Linked DNA regions of Mus musculus: regions 2 and 3 are each linked to region 1. The links are chromatin loops, found by intact Hi-C in ENCODE. Cell type or tissue: heart. All regions are shown on one strand.

Region 1 (8,000 bases):
AGGTTAGTTAACTTCTCACAAGGGTTAGTTAACAGTTACACAAAATGTTTTCTCAAATATGCAACAGTATCAAATCTGAGGGTGGTAGCTAAATGGTAACTTCAGCAAAAAAAAAAAAAGGGGGGGGGGGGAGAAAGGAGCAAAACCCAATCAGATCTTTCAATTCTTCTATGAAGAGTTCTTTTTTTGATTTATTTATTTATTATATATGTAAGTACACTGTAGCTGTCTTCAGACACACCAGAAGAGGGAGTCAGATCTCATTACGGATGGTTGTGAGCCACCATGTGGTTGCTGGGATTTGAACTCAGGACCTTCGGAAGAGCAGTCGGGTGCTCTTACCTGCTGAGCCATCTCTCCAGCCCCCTTATGAAGAGTTCTTGTAAGACTCTTTTGGGTGATTATGATCAAATTTTATTAACATCAAAATTCACTTTAGGGCCAGATGGGGTGTCACACCTTTAATCCCAACACTTGGAAGTCAGAGGCAGGTGAATCTCTGAGTTTGAGTCTATACACAAAGCTGTTCACAAATATGCACAATGACATTATTCATGAGAACTAAAAATAACTATGAATAACCAACTTCCACCAACTGATAGGTAAATGCATAAACAAACTACGGTTTTCTACATGATGGAATTACCATTTGGCCACAAAACATCACAGAATGCTAATACATGTTACACAAACTTTGGAAGAAAAAAAACCATGCCAAGTGAAAACACCAGAAGTAAAACAGCCATATATTATCCATTCCTTCAGCTAAAATACCCAGAGCAGAAAAAGCACACAAAGTGATTAGTGATTGCCATGGTCAAAGAGGGAAGTGAGAATGACTGATAAAAAAGTCATGGGATTTCATGAAAATACTCCATCTGACAGTTGCAACTGTTACACAACTTTGTAGACATAATAATGATTCTCTAGGAGTGGCACTTTTTTTTTTAAATCACTGTTTAATTATTTGTGTGTGAGTTTCTATATGTATGTGTGCACGCATGCACAGAGTGGTGTGAAGGTCAGAAAACAGCTTGCAGGAGTCAATCCTGTCCTTCCATCATTCCACTCTAGGGACAAATTCCAGTAGTCAGGCTTGGCAGCAAAGGCCTTAATCTGCTGGGCCATCTTGAAGGCATTCACGAATTCAAACCTAGCCTAGGCTTTATGCGACCTTGTCTCACAAAACACCCACCAACTTAAGAAAGCTAATTCTGATGTCAGAGCTCTCAAATAGTATTATATACTGTGATGTTATCTTAAAGATGTTAAGACTATTATATCTTAATATTTTATTTAATTCCTCAGGGATTTGACCAACTAGACAGAAACTGGACCAAACAGATACAGAAAAATAAATTGAGGCTTTGCCAAAATTAATGTTTGGATTTTGGTTCTACCCAACATAATTGAGGGGTATTTTCTTTTCATGAATGAATTAATTAGAAACACATTATCAAAGGCTAGCAATTATGTTTACAAATAGTGGCTTATGAAAAATGCTTGCAATTTATTAAGTAAAAAGGGAACACAAACAATTTTAGAGGAATAAAGCTTTCTAAAATGTGGAGAATAAATGTGACAAGTAGGGACAGGAGCAAGCAGGTCCGGGGCAAAAGGGAGAAAGGGAAGGGGGGAAAAATTTGTAAAAAAAAAAAAAAAAAATTTGTGACAAGTAAGTACTGAAGAGATGCTCACTGGTAAGCATCCTAGAGGAGACTGGAGTTCAATGCCCACATAAATTATGTAATAATGGTGAAAGGTTGAATTACAAGTTATGATCACTTTTTTTCATGTCTAAATTGAACTTAAAAACAAACCAAAAAAAAAAAAAATAAAAAAATAAAAAATCAGAGCCGGGCAGTGGTGGCGCATGCCTTTAATCCCAGCACTTGAGAGGCAGTGGCAGGCGGATTTCTGAGTTCCAGGAGAGGCCAGCCTGGTCTACAGAGTGAGTTCCAGGACAGTCAGGGAAACCCTGTCTCCAGAAACAAACAAACAAACAATCAGAACCCAGAATTACCTAATAAAATGATATATAAAATAGAACATCTATCACTCTAACTTAAAGCCTCACGTATTAGTACAATTTTATTACTTATTAATATATTTTTAAATGAGCAAATGGAGGCTCCGTCCCAGTACTCAGGAGGTAGGACAGAAATTGAAGGCCATCCTTAGCTACATAGTGGCCAGCCTGGGCTACGTAATTACATGAGACCCTGTCTCAAAGAACTTGCAAGATGGCTCAGTAAGTAGAGACATTTTATCCCCAGAAGCATTCTCACCAAGTCCAAAGAAAATAGATTAAAATTAGCAATTCCTCTACAAATATATTAGTAATTTCAGAAAAAAATTAAATACTCATTTGCCAAAAGTACACCTTTTCATAGACAGACATACATACAGACAGATATACAGACAGACCTAGCTTACAATTCAGAGCTACTGCTCTCTAACTCTGGCTACCTGAGTACTCTAAGACAAAAGCAGGTGGTCCTCGAGTTTAAATGTAATATTATTCAAACAAGTAAGCTTTCCTTATAAATACCTAGTGCATCATTTCTGTTGGTCAATTGCCTCTAAGACGTTACATTCAATACATTGTATTGGCTATGTATTTGTTGTGTCTGAAGCACAGTGTCCCCCTGTCCCAGCCTTCTCAGTGCTTCATTATGGGCACTGACCATCATGCTAGCCCTGGCTAGGCTTTTTTTTTTTTTAATTATGGTTAACTATTAGCCATATCTTCCAACATCTCAAATTAACCTTGGGGGATTAGCTAGTACATAAATTAAGTTTTCATTTCCACAGTAGTTAGGCAAACCAGACACACTGGCTAACTGTCTTTTTTTTTTTTTAAGATTTATTTATTTATTATGTATACAGTGTTCTGCTTGCATGTATGCCTACAAGCCATTAGAGGGCTCCAGATCTCATTATAGATGGTTATGAACCACCATGTGGTTGCTGGGAATTGAACTCAGGACCTCTGAAAGAGCCTCTAAGCTCTTCACCTTTGAGCCATCTCTACAGCCTTAATTATTGTTTCTTTATACACTTCTAAACAGTAATCTAGGGCTGGAGAGATGGCTTAGGGGTTAAGAGCACTGACTGCTCTTCTGAAGGACCTGAGTTCAAATCCCAGAAACCACATGTTGGCTCACAACCATCCGTAATGAGATCTGATGCCCTCTTCTGGTGTGTCTGAAGAGAGTTACAGTGTACTTACATACAATAATAAATAAATCTAAAAAAAACAAAACAAAACAGTAATCTAGGAGCACAGATGTAGTTCAATGGTTATGTAGAGACCCTGATTTTGATCCCCAGAACTCCCCCACCACCACCAAAAAAAAGAAGAGCCTATTTATGAAAGAGAAGAAAACAAAACAAACCGATCATTTAGGGTGAGGCTAGGCTAGAGTACATGAACAAGGTTCCAGTCTCAAAACCATACCACAAAGTAAACACATACACACACACAGAAGCAGAGCACATGTGCACACATTTATATAGAACAATTCATTAACTAGAATTCCCAATACTCAAATGGGAAAAGTTATCATAAAAGTGATTATTAATGACAAAGTCAATCACTCATAAAGCCACAAAGACAAAAACCAAAACTCAAAACGTAGGAATTACCAGACTTCCAAACTACTGTGTTCCCAGTTCACACACAGAACCGACATTTATACTTCCTCTGACGAGTTACCATGAAAGGTGACTCTATGACTAGACTGCTTTTAAACAAGGAAAACAGTATTTCTACATTACAGTATAAAGTAAGAACAGCAAAGCGAGGGCATTCATCCCATGGCTGCCTTTCAGTTCTCAATCTGCTGGTTTACTACCTTTGCTCTTTCAAACTAATTTTATCTAGCTGGGTCGGATAATAATAAAATTAGAAAGTCAACTTTTAGAAATCATTTTTTTAAGCCAGATAGTTCTAAAGAACCTTAATTAAGCTATTAAAAAAAAAAACACTGTTTAAGAACTGCTTCTCAGTAACAGGTTTTATTGCCCAGCAGAGACCATTTAATTGGGCACAAGCATGACAAGTGTACACCTGTAATCCCAGCACTTGGCAGGCAGAGGGAGGTGGCTATCTATGAGTTTAAGATCCATCTGGTCTACAGAGCTACACAGTGAGTTCCAGGACAGCCAGGGCTATATAGAGAGACCCTGATGTCATTTTAAAACAAAAAGAATAGCAAACCTGAGTGAGTAAATACTTAAATAAAAAGAGTAAACCCAAACCGTGACTTCCACCCCTTCCGTAATCTCAGCTAGCTAAATGCTTGTCTACTTCCATTCTCTTTCAATCAGGATGGACAGGAGAGTTTCTCAAACATAGTACAGTGCTTAAACCATCATTTCACGCTTCTCCCTCCATCCCTTTAGCCATCACAAGACTCTGACAATGACAGTAACATCGACAATAAATTCTTTATTTTTCAGTAACACAATCCTGTACTGGATAATCTCTAAGAAACCCATTTATCACAGTGCAAAGTCCTCCCTTTGACTTCAGCCTTTTTCATACTGCCAATTTCTAACCAATTAAAGCTTAAATAACAGTCTGCCCTCCTAAAATAATTGTCCTTTTCATAAAGAGTATCTGCAAAACTATGAAAGAAAACATTTTCACTTAGCTTTGTGAATGGATCTCGCACAATTGTTTTTATGAATTGTAAAGAAGCTGAACAAACTAACAATAGCCAATTTGTACAGCCACGCTCTGCAGCACTACGGAAACTGAAGCGCTCCATAGGAGTGGGTGCTCAAAATAACCCTTTGCTCCTCACACTCAACAAGCGTCAACATTCAGTGTTCTCGGGGCTTTTTAAAAGGCGTCATTCAGGTCCTTGCAACTCAGCTGTGAGGTAGACTGCTGTACTAAGGAGAGGCCACTTTACAATGCCCAAGCGAAAGGCCTCCGCTGGGCAATAAAACCTGTCACAGCGAGGCAGCTTTTTAAACAAACGATTTTTTTTTTTTTTTGTAGCTCAATTGAGGTGCTTTACAACTATCCGTTTAAAAAAAAAAAAGATTTCGTCTCTAAAAGCTTTTGGATTTTATTATTATCCAGGCCAAATGGATAAGATTCGTATGAAAGAGCAAAGATAGCAAACCAAACAGGTTTAGAACTGAAAGACAGCCATGGGATAACTTTCATTTTCACAGAATAGGCTTCATAATCACGAGAAAAGAAAGTCGAATCCAGAGCAAGGCAAAGTTAAGCAAAGTGAGCTCAGAAGTCTCCGGACTTTTTTTCCGAATCTTGGGTAGCACCAAGTGTGACTTCGCCACAGTGGGCCTGGTCACTTCCTGCCCCAGGCGGCTCCTGGCCCGGGCCACATACCGATGGTTGTGTGCACAGGGCGTACACGACCAAGAAAGGGGGAGGAGGAGGAAGGCTGGAATAGGCCAGCTTCACTCTCGACCGCTGCCCACCGCCAGGGAAGTGAGGTGGAAGGAAGATTGCACCCTGAGAACGGCACCTTTAGAATGAGCTCCGCCAGTGTGAGCTAACCCTACATCTATCTCCGCTCAATCTCCCCAGGCTCTCAATTACAGCAGGAAGAGAAAGGCACGTAAAGCCAGGAGCGAGGAAATCTGGCCCAACTCTCTGGCTCAGCCTCTGTGGGAAACAAACCCCTCGCCCCTCGCCCCCATTGTTCCCCGAACGATGCTTCTTGATCGCCCTCCCCCACCGCAGCCGGAGAAGGCTGGGCGCCGGGCCACCGGCTGGCGAAGACACATGGCCTTCCCCGGCCCCGGTCCCTCACTCACCCATCAAAATGCGCATCTGCTTCTTGCCGAACAGGCGCGAGAAGAGAGAGGAGATGGTGAGGCCCATAGCGGTGGTGGCACTTGACGGTCAAAAGGAGGGGGTCTGGTGCGCCCTCGGGCCTTCACGGTTCCGGCTCACAACCGAGTGGGCGGAGGAGAAAACGCTGAAGACCTGTCTCGCTGGCTGGAGTGTCGGCGAAGCCGCGGGACAGGACGTAGCGGGACCGGGACCTGCTAGGCGTCTGGTGCGGTGGCTCCGGCGCGGCGTTAAGTGTTCGGCTGTGCCACGTCACACGGCGGCCGCGGAGACTCAGGCGGCGGCCCGCCCGCTCCAACGCGGACAGAATCGCGTCAGCGCTGCCCCACCCCCCTGCGTTGCAGGCGCCGCCCGGGCCACCGCGCCTGCGCGCAATGGGCCTGAGCCCGCTACGCCGACGTGCGAACTACCGGACGTGGAGCCCAGCGAAGACGGTTGGCACAGGCAGACGGAAGGACAGGCGGGCTCCCATGAGTCCTTGCTGCATCTCGTCCAATGGGGTTCGAGGTGAGTGGCTTCCGCCCGGATGAATAGTAGTAGTCCAAGGTTCGGGTAGGCGAGATGTGCATTGTGGGCTGAGTGGTGACGTTCTTGCTGACCTCTGGGTGACTTCTTCACGGGAGCCTCGGTGGTTTCCCACTCCCACAAATGTAATCAAATCTTGCAAGCAACCAGTAAGTTTGTCACAATGAAGGAACGAAGATGGACCCTGTTTTAATAAAAAATTTCCAGGCTGGGTAGGGACATGCGATGAGACGGATTTCATGTGAAATATCCTTAGTAGCTCGCTGCTCACAGCAAGCAGGGATAGGAGATCCAAAGACAACCCGCACAACAAAGGAAAGTCTTTACTCGCATAGACTTAATTTTATTCATTTTTTGAAAAAAACTTATAGACATCTAAAGTATCCCTCTAAGGATAAAGGGGTCTCTGATTTTTGCAGTTGGGTGAAAGTATTAGTAATTAAAGCGTGGCTGGCCTTCACAAGGGCAGCATCTGATTCTAGCTTCTCCAGAGAGAATTAAAAACAGACCTGCTGGCAGAGTAAAGGTGGAAAACTCCTAGGCATGACGCCAAGAATCATCAGAATGCTATGACGGTTTTCCATCCGCTTCCAGTACTGAGGATGGAACCCAGGATTTCAAAGCTTGCTAAGAGCGTTCTACCACTGTGGACAGTTTTCCTTTTGAGATGACAAACTGCTCTCGAATTTGTGATCCTCCTACATCACCCTCCAGAATGGCCAGGTTTCTTGGCTTGTACCACCACACCCAGTAGAGTACTAATTTTTTGAGAGGTCAACTAAAGACTGCGTTTCTGAAACAGGAACCTTGTCTGTCCTATTCATTCCTATTATTCCCAGAATAATAATGAAGAATTTACTACCGTTTTACTGGTTACAAAATACGATGTAGGGGGGAAGCAAATTATCTAAGAATGTCACCTTATAACTATTGCTAAAGTTTACCGTTAGTAGCGCCCACAATCCTACCCTTCCTAGTTAGTGTTCACCAGCTCTTAAGTATTTTCTCTAGGAAGGTACTTTTTGTTTGAGCAGTTCTCTATTTCTTAGGTTCAATGTGTGATGTCTTCTGTTCAGAAATAAGGCTTCCTATTTAATGTTATTGGCAAGAGCCCACCGTTCCTCTTGTCTGAAAGCATTAAGGAAACAGAGAACTTGGCATACTGCAAATAATGACAGGGATATGACCTATAAACTATGGTATATCCACACTCTAGGATAATATGAGGAATTAAAATAAATCAGAACTATACACAGTATCCTAATAAAAATATCTCCAAAGTAGCTTTAGTGGAATGGAGGACAAATAGTAAATACAGTAAGGTGATATGAAAATAGATTTTTAGGGATATAGCTCAGTTAATGAAAGTCTTGTCATAAAAGCTTTGAGTTTATTCATTCCCCACAGATGGGAGGTGGTGACAGGATGATGAGAAGACCAAGGATATGCTCCACTGCAGAGTACAGGCTGCAGGGGCCAGCCTCAAGTACATGAGACTGACTCTAAAACAAAACACACGTTTCTGCCATCTGTGATAAGGCACATTTGTAATCCCAGCTCTTGTCAGATAGAAAGTGGAGGATCAGGAAGACAAGGTTATCAAAGCCTGAACTCTATGAGAACCCAGCAATAATACAGT
Region 2 (8,000 bases), 60 kb after region 1:
CAAAGAAAGCAATGTGTGGCTCAAACTCCTATGTGCTTAGTTTTGCTGTTGCTCCCTCTCTGAGGGCAGGTTGTCCTAGTGTAGCCTTGGCTGGCCTGGGAATCCCCTGTAGGCCAGGCTGGCCATGGCTGCCCTCTGCCTCTTCAGTGCTGGGTCTACAGGTCTGCAGCACCATACCCTGCACAGACAGGTCTCTCATTGGTACTCCACACTCTTTGGTAACTTAAAGAGGCTCTAGTTCTATATTTTGTTTTCTTTTGTTTGTTCTGTTTTGCTTTTTAAAGAACGCTAACATCCCTCCATGCCTTCAACTAGATATTCATTAGGATCTCATCTTTTGTCACATGACTCTCTAAGTGCTGACTCTGCATTTTTAAGAAACAAATACATAGCCCAGTGGTGGTGGTGTGATTGTACATGCCTTTTTTTTTTTTTTTTTTTTTTTGGTTTTTCGAGACAGGGTTTCTCTGTATAGCCCTGGTTGTCCTGGAACTTACTTTGTAGACCAGGCTGGCCTCGAACTCAGAAATCCGCCTGCCTCTGCCTCCTGAGTGCTGGGGTTAAAGGCGTGCGCCACCATTGCCTGGCTTGTACATGCCCTTACTTCCAGCACTAAGGAGACAGGAGGTGAGCTCTGAGCTAGAGGCCAGCCTGCTCTACAAAGTGAGTTACAGGACAGCCAGGGCTACACAGAGAAACCCTGTCTTGAAAACAACAAAACAAAATGAAAAAAGGAGCAAATATATAGGCTCTGAGGCCTAGCAGAGAGCCCTGAGTCCTGATGCTGAGATGGGGAAAGCTGGGAGCCTCCAGAACTGTGTTGTCCTGTCTGTGTGACTGCTAGTTGGCAATCCTGCTTCTGAGCCTCCCTGGTTGTACTTTACAGACACAGGGCTGGAGCCACTATATATGTCACTCCCAACACAAATCTACCTTTCTAATTCCATGCTAACTGCTACTCCTGTACAGTTCCAACACAGGTGCAGCTTCAAAAAAATTACACACACACACATACATGGAGTGACCCTGTTTGAATGTTAACTGCCTGTCAGCCATAAGTGCTTAAGTCTTGGCCTTAGTGGAAAAGTACTAGCTTAGTTGAGTTTTCTGTGGGAAAAGTTGAGGCCTCTGTAGGAAAATACTACCCCCAGTTAAGAACAAATAGCTATAGATCTTGTGGACAGGTGCCTAGCAACCCGTTCTGTTCTGTTTCTCTTGCTGAATTTTTTACCTAGCCAATATCCTGCTTTTGGGAACAGGTGCGTTTCCCCAGAAACAAAGCAATTCTGCGTCATCCCCCTCCCCATATCCTGCTTCTATGGGTATACAACCTGCCCATTTTCCAAGAGAGTTCAAACTCTTCTTCTTCTTTTTGAAAGTTCAGGAAAAAAAAAAAAAAAAAAGCTAAGAACTACTTCGTAAAGATACTGCTATGAAATGGCAATTATGGAAAAATAAAATTTGTCAGCTTGATCAGAATTTTTTGACTTGCTGTCCGTTCTCTGTGTTTCCTGTTCCCCTTCTCTCCACAGGTGGTTTCTCAGACCCTGTTCAACTGTGCTGCGGGTCAGGACATAAAAAAATATATATATACATATATATATATACACACACACACATATATATATACACATATACATATATATACATATAGAGAGAGAGAGTGCGCAAAATATAACTTCAACTGTTTTCATATATTTGTTCCTGCTTTATGTTCACTTAAAAAGGCAAAACACTGTGAGACAGAAGACAGATCTCTTGAGTTTGAAGCCAGCTTGGTTTACATATTGCCTTCTCTCAAGAATGAAAGCCAAGGGCCAGTGAGATGGCTCAGCTGTTTAGAGAAAAGAAATTTGCTGCTGCTAAGCCTTCAGGCCTGAGATGGTTCACAGGCCTCACAAGGTGAAAGGAGAGAACAGACTCCTATTCTGTCCCTTACTCTACTGTGTGCACAGTGGCATGCATGCATATGCACCCCACATAAAGATAAGCAAAACAAAATTGCTCTGTCCCAAACATGGTAGCACGTAACCACTAGCTAATCCCAGCACTAGGTGGTGGAGTGGTGAGGGGTGTAGCCTGAGACAGGTAAACTGCTGTGAGTTTAAGGCCAGCCTGGGCTACATGTACTCGAGGAGAGTGAGATCCAGTCTCAAAGCCAGATCATTGACATCTTACTGTGTTTACCATTCCTTAGCTCCGTTATGAAGGGACCTTCCTCTCTTCTCCTTACTTTAAGGCAGTGATCCTTAATCCAGACAGAGACGACGACAACACCTCCACGGATCAGTGCAAACAGCCTAGCTAGCAACACAAGTTTGTCCTACTCATTTTCCAAGAGAGTTCAAACTCTTCTTCTTTTGTTTTTGAAAGTTCAGGAAGAAAAAAAAAAAAAAAAAAAGCTAAGAACTACTTCGTAAAGATACTGCTCTGAAATGGCAATTATGGGAAATAAAATTTCATATATAACCTTTAGTGATTATTTTTCATCACCTCAACTCTGTCAAGATATGCCACTTATTTAAAAAAGAAAATACTCATGTTAAAAGCAATGTTCCAAACGATGAGATTACAAAAACCGATCAATGGGGCTAGAGAGATGGCTCACTGGGTAAGAACACTCGATGCTCTTCCAGAGGACGCAACTTCAGTGGCAGCTCTCAACCGTCTGCAACTCCTGTTCAGAGGCCCTGATGCCTCCTCTGACCTCCAGGAATGAGTGTGGAGCATGGACACACAGACAAGCAAAATAGCCACACACAAATAAATCTTTTTTTTTTTTAAAGGTGACCAAATATGACAGCTTCTGCTTACCGATTAAGTTTTATTTTGCTACACATAAAATTTCAGTTTATCATTAAATAACGAGCATAATATATTGTTTTGAGGGGCTGGAGAGATGGCTCAGCTGTTAAGAGCACTTGCTGCTCTTCCAGAGGATGTGAGTTCAGTTCCCAGCACCTACATGACCAGAAGGATTGCAGACTGAGTGGATCTAACCCCCTTTTCCAGCCTACACAAGCACAAGGTACAAATTCTCTTACATGCAGAGATGAAGGCAAAACATTCATACACATTATATAAATAAACAAATCTTTAAAAATAAATGTCTTCAATCTTTGGAGATTGTTATTCCTGTCTCAAATAAAATACAGAATCACTTTACATACTAACTCCCTCTATCAACAAACGTTTAATGAATACTGTATCAGGCAATAAATTTGATCCTATTGACTAAATAGATTAATTCTTAGATCCCCACCTTATTGTCTCAATTCATAAATGCAAATGAGAACATCCTTTTATGTGTATGTCCACTAACTTGTATGGTGCCTAGATCTTAATAAAAACTCAATATTTAAATGAACTATGTAACGATACAAAAGACAAAGATGCAGCAGTTTCTCGTTTGGAACAACCAGACCAACCAAATCAGAATAAGATTAGAATCTTTCACCGATGCCAAAAGAACAATAACAAAATACCAAAAACTTCGGGACATACACCTTTCTAATGCCTTTCTAGTAACTTTTCACTTGGATAAATAAGACAAATCTTTTATGCTAACAAACAACAACAAAAAAAAAAGATGCAAAGTGATGGCAAAAATGAGTGAGATTCAAAGGTCTTTTAGGTAAGATGTTATGATATCTAACAGATTTATAAGCCAACAATTTTTCCACTGACATTAGGTTTCTGGGAATTGTCACAGAATCAGTATTAAGAAACAGCAGGGGTCGGGAGAGGGGTGTGGGGACAGCTTGCCTAGTTTTCAGAAGGCCTTGAATTCTGTTTGCAATGCTAGGGAGAGACTTGGAGGGAATGGGAACCCAACGACATTTCACAGAGAAATGGGGAACAGAGAAAAGGGAGAGAATGCATGCTAAGCATTTTGACTTGGACTCAGTGGACCGATCTACGAGTTAGCGCAATTGACAATACAGTCAGTCAGCCCACATGATTGGACGTGCACGTTTGGCTACTGTAATTCACATATGTCAGGGGGTATTGTTCCTTTCTTGAAAGTTCCAAGCAAACATCCTGTCTGCTGTAGGCTTTTCTGGGTGCCACTACCCTCCAGTTATCGCTGGTTTTTTGTTTTGTTTTTTTAAAGAGGAACATCAACAAGTATTTAGGAGGGGCCTACAAAGAACTTTTCACCCCTAGCCGCAGCCCACGATCCTCCCACCGAAGGGTCGAGAAGCACCGCCCAGCTGAGCCGCGCAGGGGCTGCGAGCCACGCCCGGATGAGCAGCGGCCAGGACCCGGCCGCCCAAGGGTGGAGACACAGGGTGCGGCTCGGCCTCACCTCCACCGCCTGGCCCAGCTCCAGGTCGAAGCCCACCACACACACGCAGTGTAGCCAGGCCGAGAAGCCGTCCCAGCGCAGCAGGCCCCGGCGGCCATCGTCCTCCTCCTCGTCCTCCAGCGCGACTCCCGCCGCCGCAAGGGCCGCCGCCTCGCGCCCCTCAGCCCCGGCCTCGTCCAACGACCCGCGGGAACCGGGCCCAAAGACCGCCGGGCCCGGCAGAGCCATCCGCCACCCCCTAGGCGCTTGAGCCGCCTCCGCTGCGGACCGCGCCGCAGAGCGCGCAGGCCTCCGCGCACGCGCACCGAGTGCTGCCGCTGCCGCAGCCGCTCCGGACTCCCGGAATAGGGGCGCGGCCACGAGGCACGTGACCCTGGGAGCGGGGGGTTCAGTGGTTTCCCTACAAGCCGCGGCTATCTCTGCTGCTCGCTCAGACTGGCCTGCTGGTTTTACAGTTCTCTAAACTCAAACAGTGGCTCAGGAATCGTCATCTCAGATCCACAACAATACAGCAATGAATTATTCTTGGAACGACCCAGTTCATTATTAAAGTGTTACTAAAACATAGTGGTTAACAGTAGTTTAATTAAACTTTTACTCTGTGACAGTTGATATGCTAAGTTCAAATACACCTATTAACTCTTATTAAACATATCATTATGGTGAACACTATTGTTTGTTAAGTGTTGGGTAGGACTTTCTTTTCTTTTTTAGCTATGCCTTACATAGTCCCAACTGGCCTCTAGCTCATGGTACTCCTACCACAGCTACCCAAGATTCTGGGTTTAGTGGCATGGGCCACCACCTCTGGCTAATTTGTCTTCACAGATAAGGGAACTGAAGTTCGGAGAGGCTTCGTGACTAGCCCAGCAAGTATAAGAACTCTAAGGCAAGCCTGTGTTCACTCCTGCAGTCCCCTGATAGAGATGTGTACTTTAACTCTCCGAATACCCTCCCTACCAAGGCAGCTCCCATCTTTATTGGTCTGGCGGACTCTCTCAACTCTTACGCATATGCAGACTTTCTTGGAATCTCGGGTTGGTCAGTCACCTTTGGACCATGCTATCTGAACACTGGAGGAAGGGCCTGGTTTCAAGCTACCTTTGTTAAGAAGTCAAGACAGCTCTAGGCTGGGCACTCAAGAAACATCTGCCCTGGTGAATTGCTATTGATTATTGGCATAGCATGATACGACTAAGTAGGATTTTTTTTTCAGCACCTGCTAGGATTTATTCATCAAAAGTAATTAGAGCCGGGCGTGGTGGCACATGTCTTTAATCCCAGCACTCGGGAGGCAGAAGCAGGCAGATTTCTGAGTTCGAGGCCAGCCTGGTCTACAAAGTGAGTTCCAGGACAGCCAGGGCTATACAGAGAAACCCTGTCTCAAAAAACAAAACAAAACAAAAAAAAAAGTAATTAGAAAACGTGGTAATACCCAATAGGAAAGTGTGTAAAAGATGATAGATAACATACAATGGATTTATCAAAACCCATTCCCATGCCTTTCCACGGCCTCAAAAGGCAGTGATATTACTGTTTCTATTTTACATAGAACAAAGCTGGGGCTCCAACTGATGGCTCAGTGGTTAGGAGCGCTTGCTGCTCTTGCAAAGGACCAGGTTCAATTCTCAACACCCACATGGTGGTTTGTAACTCCAGTTCCAGGGGATCTAATGTCCTCTTCTCATCACCAAGAGCACCAGGAGTGTGTGTGGTGCACAGACATGAATGCAAGCAAACAACATTAAAACACATAAAAATTCTTGACCATCAAGAAATGATCCATCTCTTGATGGTCAAGTATTCTCAAACTTGAGTAGTAATGAATGCTGAAGACTTTCTTAAAGATGTATTTATCATTTTTCTTTTATATATATGAGTGTTTTGCCTATATGTATGTATGTATGCATATATGTGTATGTATGTATGTATGTATGTATGTATGTATGGGTACTGAAGTGGAGTTTGGTTTGCACAGAGGCCAGAAGAGGGTGCCAGATCCTCTGGAGTTAAAGATGGTTGTAAACTCCACGATGGTGCTGAGAACCAAACCTTACTTACTCTTCTACAAGATCAACAAGTGTTCTTAACTGCTGAGCCACCTATCTCTCTAGTCCCACCTGGAAAGTTTGGATAGCATAGAATTAACTGGGGACAACATTTAAATTAGAAACTGTCCTTGCCTAAAACAACCTGCCTGTGACAAAGAACCAGTACAGTTCAGAAAGAAAAACATAACCTGTATTCAAGTAAGGTTCTAAACCTACTGTTCAGAAAAAAACAGTACTGTTTAGTATTAGAAAGGACAGTGAGCTAGAAATGAAAAAATCTGGTATCCAGCTTTAGCTCCATATATTATCATGATAGACAAACAGCTCCTGGAACTATTTTCTGGATTGGTGAAAGGTAATTGCTAACCTGACTTATTGTCAAGAAGAGAAAAGTGTTCCCAATCCAGACACTTTACTATATGCTATTTTATTATTAATGATAAATAAACTTTAATGAGCAGCTGTTCCACAGTGCTGGACCCTTGGCCTGTGGATACAAATTACCATTCTTTGCAATACTATCTTTGTTGTTGTTGTTGTTGTTGTTTATTCGTTTGAGACAGGGCTTCTTGGTACAGTCCTGGCTGTTCTGGAACAAGCTCTGTAGATCAGGCTGTCCTTGAACTCAGAGATCTGCCTCCAGACTGCTGGGATTAAAGCCATGATCTACCACTCCTGGCTGACATACTACCTTATATAATCTTTGGTTAAGCAGAAAGAAATGGTAACCTTTGTAGAGTTTGTCATTAGAGCCTTTAAATCTGAAAGGATCTTGAGCAAGGTCGTTTCTCCACACTTTCCATCCTATATGTGAATATTCTGGTGCTGGCTCAGCCAATCCCACACATGCAGTGGCTCTTAAGCATAAGAACTGCTCTTTTCTGCGTGTTCATGAGGGCTAGGAAAGCCTTCCTCTTGTGGAGTCCAGCTTTTAGAGACGATAGCCCATGGATTGTTTCAAAAGAGCCATCCTACATCCTCATGTCTAGCTTCCTGGGTAAACTACCCCAAATTTGTCCGTCTTTCTTCAAAGGATTCTAGCAGTTAATCATGGAGTCACCCAACCTGGGTAAACTTGGAGTTGTTGAATCAGTTTTAAGACATAGAAGGAAGCACCATTCTCTAGGTGTGAGCTAGCCCCAGCAAAGTGAACCTTTGGACTCTTCCCTTTCTTACACTGGCCAGTAGCCTTCTGTTAATGCCACTTCAGATCATATTTGCTTGGCTTGGCAGCCAGGTCACAGCCCTGGCTCAGGTTATGCATCCTGTCCTCTGAAGCCCTAGGTGGTAGGCTTCTCGTTGTTGTTTTTCCCATGTGAGAGGCACTTAAGACAGGGTCGGCTGCTTGAGCCAAAAAACCCTAACTGAATGCCTGGCTTTGCTGCTCTTCCAGTATTACCAAGAACACTGAGCACAAGATTAAAATCATTCCAGACTTCCCTACTCACCCCTAACCAAACTCCTGGTATTTAAGCAATTTTTATAGCTTTAACAACAACAAAAGTGTGAACATGAGACAGGGTGTGAGTTGCAATGTCGTATTTTGGAGCTTAATTTTTACCAAAAGAACCTGAAGGAAGACTAAATGCCCTATGCATTCACTTACCTGGGTGACCAGTAGATTTCCTTCTTGCTTTTCA
Region 3 (8,000 bases), 100 kb after region 1:
TTTCTTTCTTTCTTTCTTTCTTTCTTTCTTTCTTTTTGTTTTTTTTTTTTTGATACAGGGTTTCTCTGTGTAGCCCTGGCTGGCCTCAAACTCAGAAATCCGCCTGCCTCTGCCTCTCAAGTGCTGGGATTAAAGGCATGCACAACCACTCCCGGCTGCCATTCCAGTTTCTTAAAACATGGTGTGTTTTTAACTCAATTAAAAATTTGTATGGATACCAAGTCATGGAAAGGAACACCCACATGGCCTACAATTCAAAATATCTCATGTATGAGAGTTCTTAATTTAAGCCTTTTCTGTTCCTGCCAAATAACCGTGGGTGAGGAGCGCCTTCAATGCATTTGGCATTTTCAGGGCTGTGTGTAGTAGGGTAAGATTCTTTACTCTGGCAGGTTATAGCAATTCTAAGCTTTTCTTGCTAGAAAGCTCTTCTATTTGTTTAACATTAATTCTGGGAGATAGTATAGTATTACTGAACATAAAGAGACATTTCTTTTTGCGCTTACATTTATGACTAAGATCTCTATATACAAACTAGAGATAAAACATCCTGCTCTTGGCTGTAGTGGAAGACTGGGAAAATTCCATTAGTAACAGTAATAAAACAACATTTTCAGAGAACCTACTGTTTTCCAGGCATTATGGTTGGTACTTTTTCTTGAATTATCTTATAAAAGATTCTGGGAAATATTATATACATTTTTTCCAAATGAGAAAACAGACTTAGAAGCTGAATAATTTACGATTGTGTTGGTAAATGGCTAAAATGTTTGATTCTGTAACTTTTTAAAAAATTATTTTACTTTGACCTTCTAGAAGGAAAACGAAAATGTTCTGAAATCTAATGTGCTGGGTACAAGTTCTCTGACTTCTGGCTTTTTCCTGTTCATTCTCGCCCCTTATTCTCCAGAAACACAGACCCCCTTCTAATTCCTCAAAGTCTTGTCTTCTCAAATCTCTAGCTGTAACTTGAATTTTTTTCTAATTCTATTTTTAATGATGGTTCTTAAACTCTTTAACTTCCCTTGTAGCCCACCACCCACCGGAGGTAGTGGAAAAGAAAAGACATAGGGGAAGTGAATCTATTTAGAAAGGTTCTTTGGAGCAACTCCTGTCTGTGTTGTCTGGAAATCGGCAGTTCATTTTACAGGTTAGCAGTGGCAGCTCAATCCACTTGCAAACATCTCAGGGATACACCGGCAGTCCAGTTAGCTACAGTTGGGTTAGCAACAGTGGTGGTATGACCTAGCAGAGACAGCTGGCCTCAGCCTTGGCTTGAGTCAGAAGGAGGGACCAACAGGATCACCAGGAGTTCTCGGCTGTGCCTCTCTCAGGGAAACAAAGATCAGTGAAGACACGAGACCCAGAAGCATTGCATAGTTAGCTGTACCAGAAAGCCAAGCTCTGTCTCTGTCACTCTGTGGAGTCCTATTTATACCCTCCAAACATCACTTGTCCTCCATGTGCCTTGCCTCAGCACCTGCATCCAGTTAACCTGAGTCCCCGGTAGCAGCAACAAACTGCAACACACCACCAGAAGGTTTTTTTGGTGTGTTTCCCTCTATGGAGTTGAGACAAATGGAGCTCAACTATACAATGGAAGGCGGACCAATACATGTGTGTTGTTAGCAAAGAATCGTTCATCACGTGCTTGCTTTAGCAGAACATCCACTCTCCCATGTCTGCTTCAGTGAAACATTCCTTCCTGAGTCTGCCTTAGCCTTTCACCTGTGTCCACTTCAGCTAAATGTTTCTTCAATGTGTTTGCTCCAGCAAAACACCATTTAATTGCCTTTCCAAAGAATCTTTAAGTTTCCACTTCATCTAGCCCTTTGCTCAGGATATTGTTTTGGCTTTTCTATGTCTGCCCCAATTCCTGAATCATGACACAGGGCTTGTTTTTATTTTCAATGCTTATGGCATTAGCTTAGGCTTGCTTCCCAAATACCTCTTAACTTATATTTACATGTGTATTCTGATCTAAGTTCTGCCACATAGTTGGTTACCTCTCCTCAGTTTCATATGTCTGACTTCCTCCTACATATTGGTGGCACATCTTCCTGAGCCTGAGTCTTTCCCAGAGTTCCTCTCTCTTTGCCAGGTATCCTGCCTTCCTATTCTTTTCTCTCCTGCTATATAGGCCATTCAGCTCTTCATTGACAGGTGATGCTTTTACATAGTGCACAAAGTGCACAAGAGATTATCCCTACAATCTCATTAGTACCAGATTAACTGACTTATTACAACATTTTGGTTTTATCTCTCTCTCTCTCTCTCTCTCTCTCTCTCTCTCTCTCCTCTTTTAGTTTTTTTTGAGATAGGGTTTCTCTGTATAGCCCTGGCTGTCCTGGAACTCACTCTGTAGACCAGGCTGGCCTTGAACTCAGAAATCTGCCTGCCTCTGCCTCCCAAATGCTGGGATTAGAGAGAGGCGTGTGCCACCACTGCCCGGTGGTTTTAATTTTCTATTTGTGCTACTAGGGTGCACCTAAGGCCATGCAAATGCCAGGTCACCATGCTGCTCCAGTTTACATTGTTCTTCTGTACTCTCAATACTTTTGAGTTATTCCAAATACTGCAAGGATCTTATTGTGTCTCCATCTAAACTGTAAGAAACTTTAGGGATTCATTTTTTCCACTCTCTTCTTCACTTTTGAAATTCCAGGTCATTTTACAGTTTCTCTCTCCTAGTGGGTAGTCAATTAAATGTTTGTTGAATGAACAAAAAAATGCATAAATAACTTTAAAATTCGTGCACACACCTCATTAGAGACAGGCATGCTCTACCACACCTGGTCTGTTTTATTGTTTTAAGGCTAAAAGTTATCAGAAGCAAAACATTTTCATCTTCTAATAATAAAACTCTTCAGTATATCTTTATTCTCTAGGTCAAAATGCCTGGGATACTGTAGTTATTCAATGTATTTGTTGAAATGATGAAGAACTGTAAAAACGTGTGAAAGGTCAGGTCTTGGACATTCATATTACCATGAATTTAAGCTTCAAGCATGAGCCCACGCATGCACACATACTCTAGCGTGACTTCATTTTTTATTTTTTAAAGATCTATTTATTTATTATCTGTAAGTACACTGTAGCTGTCTGCAGACACTCCAGAAGAGGGTGTCAGATTTTGTTATGGAGGGTTGCTGGAATTTGAATTCAGGACCTTCGGGAGAGTAGTTGGTGCTCTTAACTGCTGAGCTATCTCACCAGCCCCCCTAGTGTGACTTTATAATACATTACTTATTGTGTCCAAATTCACTTTGTGCTGCCCCTACTTTATCCTCTAATAACAAGCATGGTATTTTCATTCAGGCATTGAATATTTACTTAGCCTTTGTGCCAGGCACATGAGTGTATTCCTTTAAAAGCTTCATTTCACTACTTAATGTCCCTCTTCCTGGCAATTTAGAAAAACCATTCAACAAATACTGTATTTATTATAGTCCTTCAACCTTTCTTCATTCAGTTTTTGTGACTTCTCCTTGGAGGATGTCCCTGCCTCCCTCCCTTTAGAAGAGCTCTGAATATATCAGAGTCTTTGCCTTATTTTGTTCCTTCAGTTTCAAACCCACTACACTGGTTCTATAACCAGAGGGCAGAGACTAAGGCTGTGCTCATCTGTGTCACTTAGACACAGCATAGCATTACAGAAGCAATGAAATGAATACTGTTAATGTGGTTTGACACCACAAAGCCTCTCTGCAAGGGGGTTGTGTCTTGTCATTATGTTATAGAAGAGAAAAAGTATCCTAAAGAAGTTTAAAGCCATGTCCAACGTTTCTCAGGGAAGTCTGTGGTCACAGGAATCTCAAGAATGAAGTCAACACTGATTTGAAGAGATTAAGATTCTCTACAGTCTTTCCTAAGGTTTTCTTTCAGCTCGAGCCACGGTTTTTTCTTCTTTGGAACAATGACTCCATACATACTGGTCTTTCTCCTCGCAATTCCCAGGCTTAACACAGACTTCAGGATTGTTGGTTGGGTTATTCTCTGTATTTTCCTATTAGTAACTTTCGACCTTGACCCCTCTTTGGAAACGTGTTTTAAAACTTTCTGGTCTCAAGTAGGGTGTGGTGGCGCACACCTTTAATCCCAACACGCTGGAGGCAGTGGCAGGTAGATTTCTGAGTTGTAGGCCAGCTTGATCTACTTAAAGGGCTCCTGGACAGCCAGAGAAACCCTGTCACTAACCCTACCATTACCCCAACAAAATCCTCCCCCACTCCAAAAAACCCCCCACAACTTTCTGTTCTCCACGTTAGAACCCACGAAGGAGTTCTGAGAAACATAGTCGCATCAGTGAAAAGGACAGGAATTTGGGATGGAATTCATAAAGCCCGGTGAATTAGCAGAGGGAGGAAAGTCCTTCAGGTGTCATTAAGTCTAGGGACTTGTGGAATTTGGTCATCTGTAGAGCAGTGGTGAGTGACTCAGTTGCCCACAGCTACGATGACTGCTAATGAGTATGTCCTTTGCATGGAATTATTCTCCGCACGTGTTAGTATTTTCAGTGAGAACTGTAGTAAACACACTTAGTACACGTAGGTACTTGTAGGTACTTTCTTATTCATATGTTGCCGCTGTGTGTGCTTTTGAAACATTCAACCCCTCAAAGTTTCTCTTGCCCTTAACCAAAATGGCCCTTAAGGTTGTCTGGAGCTTTGAAGCTTCTGGCCCTTAACAAAGATGGCGCCAGGGGTCATGTTAAAAATAAGCTTGCCTTCTTCCCTGCCAGTGACAAACATGGCTTCCACGGCGTCAATCACATGATACCCCCTATCTACGGCACGGGAGCCGGCGGAGGAGGGCCCTTGAAAAGGGTGCGCGTTCCCGTGGCGGTGCACCCGGTAGGTTTCAGTCAGAGTCACTATGGCGGCCAACGCTGGCAAGGTAAGCTGAGGCGGCGGCGGAGGTGGTGGCGGCGGTGGCGGCAAGGGAGGAAGGAGCCGACGTTCCGTCCTGGCTCCGGAATCCCGTAGCCTGAGCAAGGAGAGGTCGCCCGAGGTCGGAGGCAGCGGCCGGGGACTGGCGGGGGCTGGCTGAAGGGGGCGAGGGCTGAGGCGAGCGGGCGCCGGTCCCTGACTGCCGTTTGTTTTGGTGTCTCCCCGCCTAGGTCGGAAAGTTTCCTGCCTCGTCCGCCACCGCCTGAGCTTGCCGCACTGGCTGCGAGTGGAGGAGGCTGCGGCGGACCCAGCCCCGGCCTCCAGGCCTCTCCCTCCACCTCCGGGCCAGCCTCCCTCCCCCACCCCGTCGTCCTGCGGGAGCCGCCAGTCCCTGCGATGCGACCCTCGCGAGGACGCTCCTGAGGGGAGGTGGCCCATGTGCTGAGCAGCAGAGCCCGAGAGCTCCGAGAAACCAACTTCCCGCCGGCCCGCCCGTCGGCCCGCTCGCCCGCCCGGTCGCCCGAGCCTCCCCGGGGTAGCTCCTCGCTCTGTCCGCACCGGCCTGCAGAGCCGGGTCCCCGCCCTGGTCGCGGGGACACCCGTCAGGTGCCCGGGACTCGCGACCCAGACGCCGCCCGTGCCCCGGCAGCCCTCCCACGCCTCCAGCCCGGGATCGCAGCCTCGGCTCACGCTGGGCCGGGGACCCCTGCCACTCCCGGGCGGCCTCGGCGCAGCAGGGCAATGCAGCCCGGCCCGCTGGCCCTCTAGTCCTCCTCGTCCGTCCCCGCACCTCTTCTCAGCCCCGAGGCCCCGCGGTGGCTGCCCGGAGGTCCTCCGCGCCTCTTCCTTGAGCCCCGAAGGACCTTCCTGGCTGCGCGAGTCAACCCTCTTCATGCTGCAGTGCTGCACCGTTTCCGCTACCGAAGGGGACAAGCGGCCGGGATCTCAAACAAAACACAAGAACTGGTGTGTGACTCATCTGCTCGGATACCTCCTGTCCCCAAACTGTCTTCCAGGAGTTTTCTTGGCCGAAGCTGCCCAATGTTTGAGCCTTTTCTTCCTAGGGAAGATGGACTGAAAGCTGCTAGTTGGGGACTTTTTTTGGTCAAGGTGCCTCTGTATTTTAAAGGAGGTGATGGGGCTTGCGCTGGCTTGTCCTCCTGCCCAATTGAAGAGTTGTTGATGTTCACTGGTTATGCTTAGACAATGCGCAGTTTGTTTTAATTTAAAAATTTTGGGGGGTTAGGGGGTGTAGGCTTGAGAAGAGCATTCCGAACCTGGAGGAGCTCCTCATTGTCCCTGGTCCAGACACCCCCCAGCCTGTCCTCGATGCCGTCAGCCTTGGCCATCTTCACTTGCCGCCCGAACTCGCACCCGTTTCAGGAGCGTCATGTCTACCTGGACGAGCCCATCAAGATCGGCCGCTCGGTGGCACGCTGTCGACCAGCGCAGAATAATGCCACCTTTGATTGCAAAGTGCTGTCAAGGAACCATGCCCTCGTCTGGTTTGATCACAAGACGAGCAAGGTAATGTCGCTATAGTGTTTGACAGTCTTTCCTTTCCTTTCCTTTCCTTTCCTTTCCTTTCCTTTCCTTTCCTTTCCCTTCACCTTCTCTGAGAGGTGTAATGTATGCAACGATCTCAGGGTTTCTTCCCAGAGGACACTTTTCTGCGAGGCCTCGGAATCAGCTTTTTGTGTGTGTCTGAATTCTAGTGGAAATGGAATCGAAGTGGTTGAATGAAAAACAGAGAAGGTATTGTTACTAAATGTCTCGGCAGGGCGATGGCTTCTTGATAAACTTGGTCATTCCCAGTGAAATCCCAAACCCTAATTCGTTTAGGAAAGGTAGATAGTGAAACTTGACCTCTGACTTTCAGTCCTTTTAGAAGGGTGAATCTGCAGGTCGGTGCTTGATTAAGCAAGCAGTGGTTCCCAGAGCAATGCCGGAATTTGTGGCCTCTGTTACATCGAGGCTCAAGTGTCTATGGTGAAATGTAGTTAACACATGGCTTGTAGTTGAATTCAACTCAGGACCTTGTCTGGTAGGATAACTGGAGTGCAAAGTTACTGTTTGTAACGATTGATACTTACTTGCCCCGATGAAATAATTTGTAAATATTAAAGGCAATTTAATTAAGCTAGAGTAAGTAACTACATCTTTGGAGTTCTGTTTGCAAGTTGGATCAACAGAAATCTATTGCTCTTGAAAGTCACTTCTCAATTTCTTTGGTAGATAATGTGTAATTATATGATGATATGCAAAAATTAGTATTAATAAGTTAGCTTATTTTTAGATTATATCCAATATTGTCTAATACACACACACACACACACACACACACACACACACACACATATATTTTAAAGACAGGGACCAACTGGCCTGGAACTCACTCTGTAGATCAGGCTGGCCTCAAACTCAGAGATTTCCCTGCCTCTGCCTCCCAAGTGCTGGAATTAAAGCTCACCATGCTGGGCCTTGCTTTTAATTTTTAATCCAATTTACCTTGTTTATCTTGGCACTGTACTTTGCTAGTTACTTATTTTAAAATAAAAAGGATCTTTTTAGTTTTTCAAGAATTTGCACGAATGGAGAATATTTTAAAGAACTCTTCTTTGGGCCTAAACCTAAGGCTTTCGTTGAACTACTGAAATAATTCCAACTCAAACTAAGTTACATAAGACTAATAGGACTGTCTCCAGTTTTGTCTCTTGACTTTTCGCCCCCTCTTTCTGAGTGACATGAGTAAGTCTTTTTTTTTTTTTTTTTTTTTAAGAGAAGAATTTGTCTTCAAGAGTGGTGTTTTGAAATGAAAGAAACTTGAGCCTTTAGAGGAAGAAAGTAATGCTAGGGCAGCTACTGAATTAAGGAATTACTAAGTAAATGCTATCTAAAAAAAAAAAAAAGGAAGGAAAGATCCCCAAGTGCTGTGTGCTTGCATAGTGGTTATAACCTATTCTGTGTGTAGGATGAAAACTGAAAAGTGTGTTAACTTTTTCTGAGTTACACCAGAGGCTCTTTAACCCATAAGAGAGACACTTTTCTCTTCCCTGAAAGCTAACATTTGGATGATTCGTGGATGACCTGTGATTCTTTGTAAATGACTCT

Evidence for each region. A loop is a pair of places that touch in the nucleus more often than their neighbours do. Peaks named below come from ENCODE experiments on the same cell type or tissue, not always from the same donor. Only the 100,000 strongest peaks of a DNase experiment are listed, where the experiment ranks them.
Region 2: a loop joins it to region 1, with 2.5 times the contacts of the local background. A loop is called at or near these places in 6 of 42 quality-filtered maps.
Region 3: a loop joins it to region 1, with 5 times the contacts of the local background. A loop is called at or near these places in 14 of 42 quality-filtered maps.

The regions. Positions count from the first base shown.
Region 1 is chr14:26,636,286-26,644,285 of GRCm38, reverse strand. Arf4 (ADP-ribosylation factor 4) reads right to left here and starts at 6,152. Exons shown (of 6, transcript NM_007479.4): 1 at 5,800-6,152. The coding sequence starts at 5,866. In heart, CTCF peaks have their summits at 1,048, 2,926 (motif pointing right) and 4,101; DNase peaks (open chromatin) are centred at 5,395, 6,275 and 6,905; H3K4me3 peaks cover 3,820 bases; H3K27ac peaks cover 2,936 bases.
Region 2 is chr14:26,576,172-26,584,171 of GRCm38, reverse strand. It overlaps Dennd6a (DENN/MADD domain containing 6A), which reads right to left and starts at 4,622. Exons shown (of 20, transcript NM_001134465.2): 1 at 4,310-4,622. The coding sequence starts at 4,537. In heart, no CTCF peak of the experiment used is centred here; DNase peaks (open chromatin) are centred at 4,231 and 4,661; H3K4me3 peaks cover 1,835 bases; H3K27ac peaks cover 1,595 bases.
Region 3 is chr14:26,531,744-26,539,743 of GRCm38, reverse strand. It overlaps Slmap (sarcolemma associated protein), which reads left to right and starts at 5,120. Exons shown (of 23, transcript NM_001310445.1): 1 at 5,120-6,416. The coding sequence starts at 6,219. In heart, a CTCF peak has its summit at 4,833; DNase peaks (open chromatin) are centred at 4,763, 5,733 and 6,253; H3K4me3 peaks cover 3,406 bases; H3K27ac peaks cover 2,324 bases; H3K27me3 peaks cover 488 bases.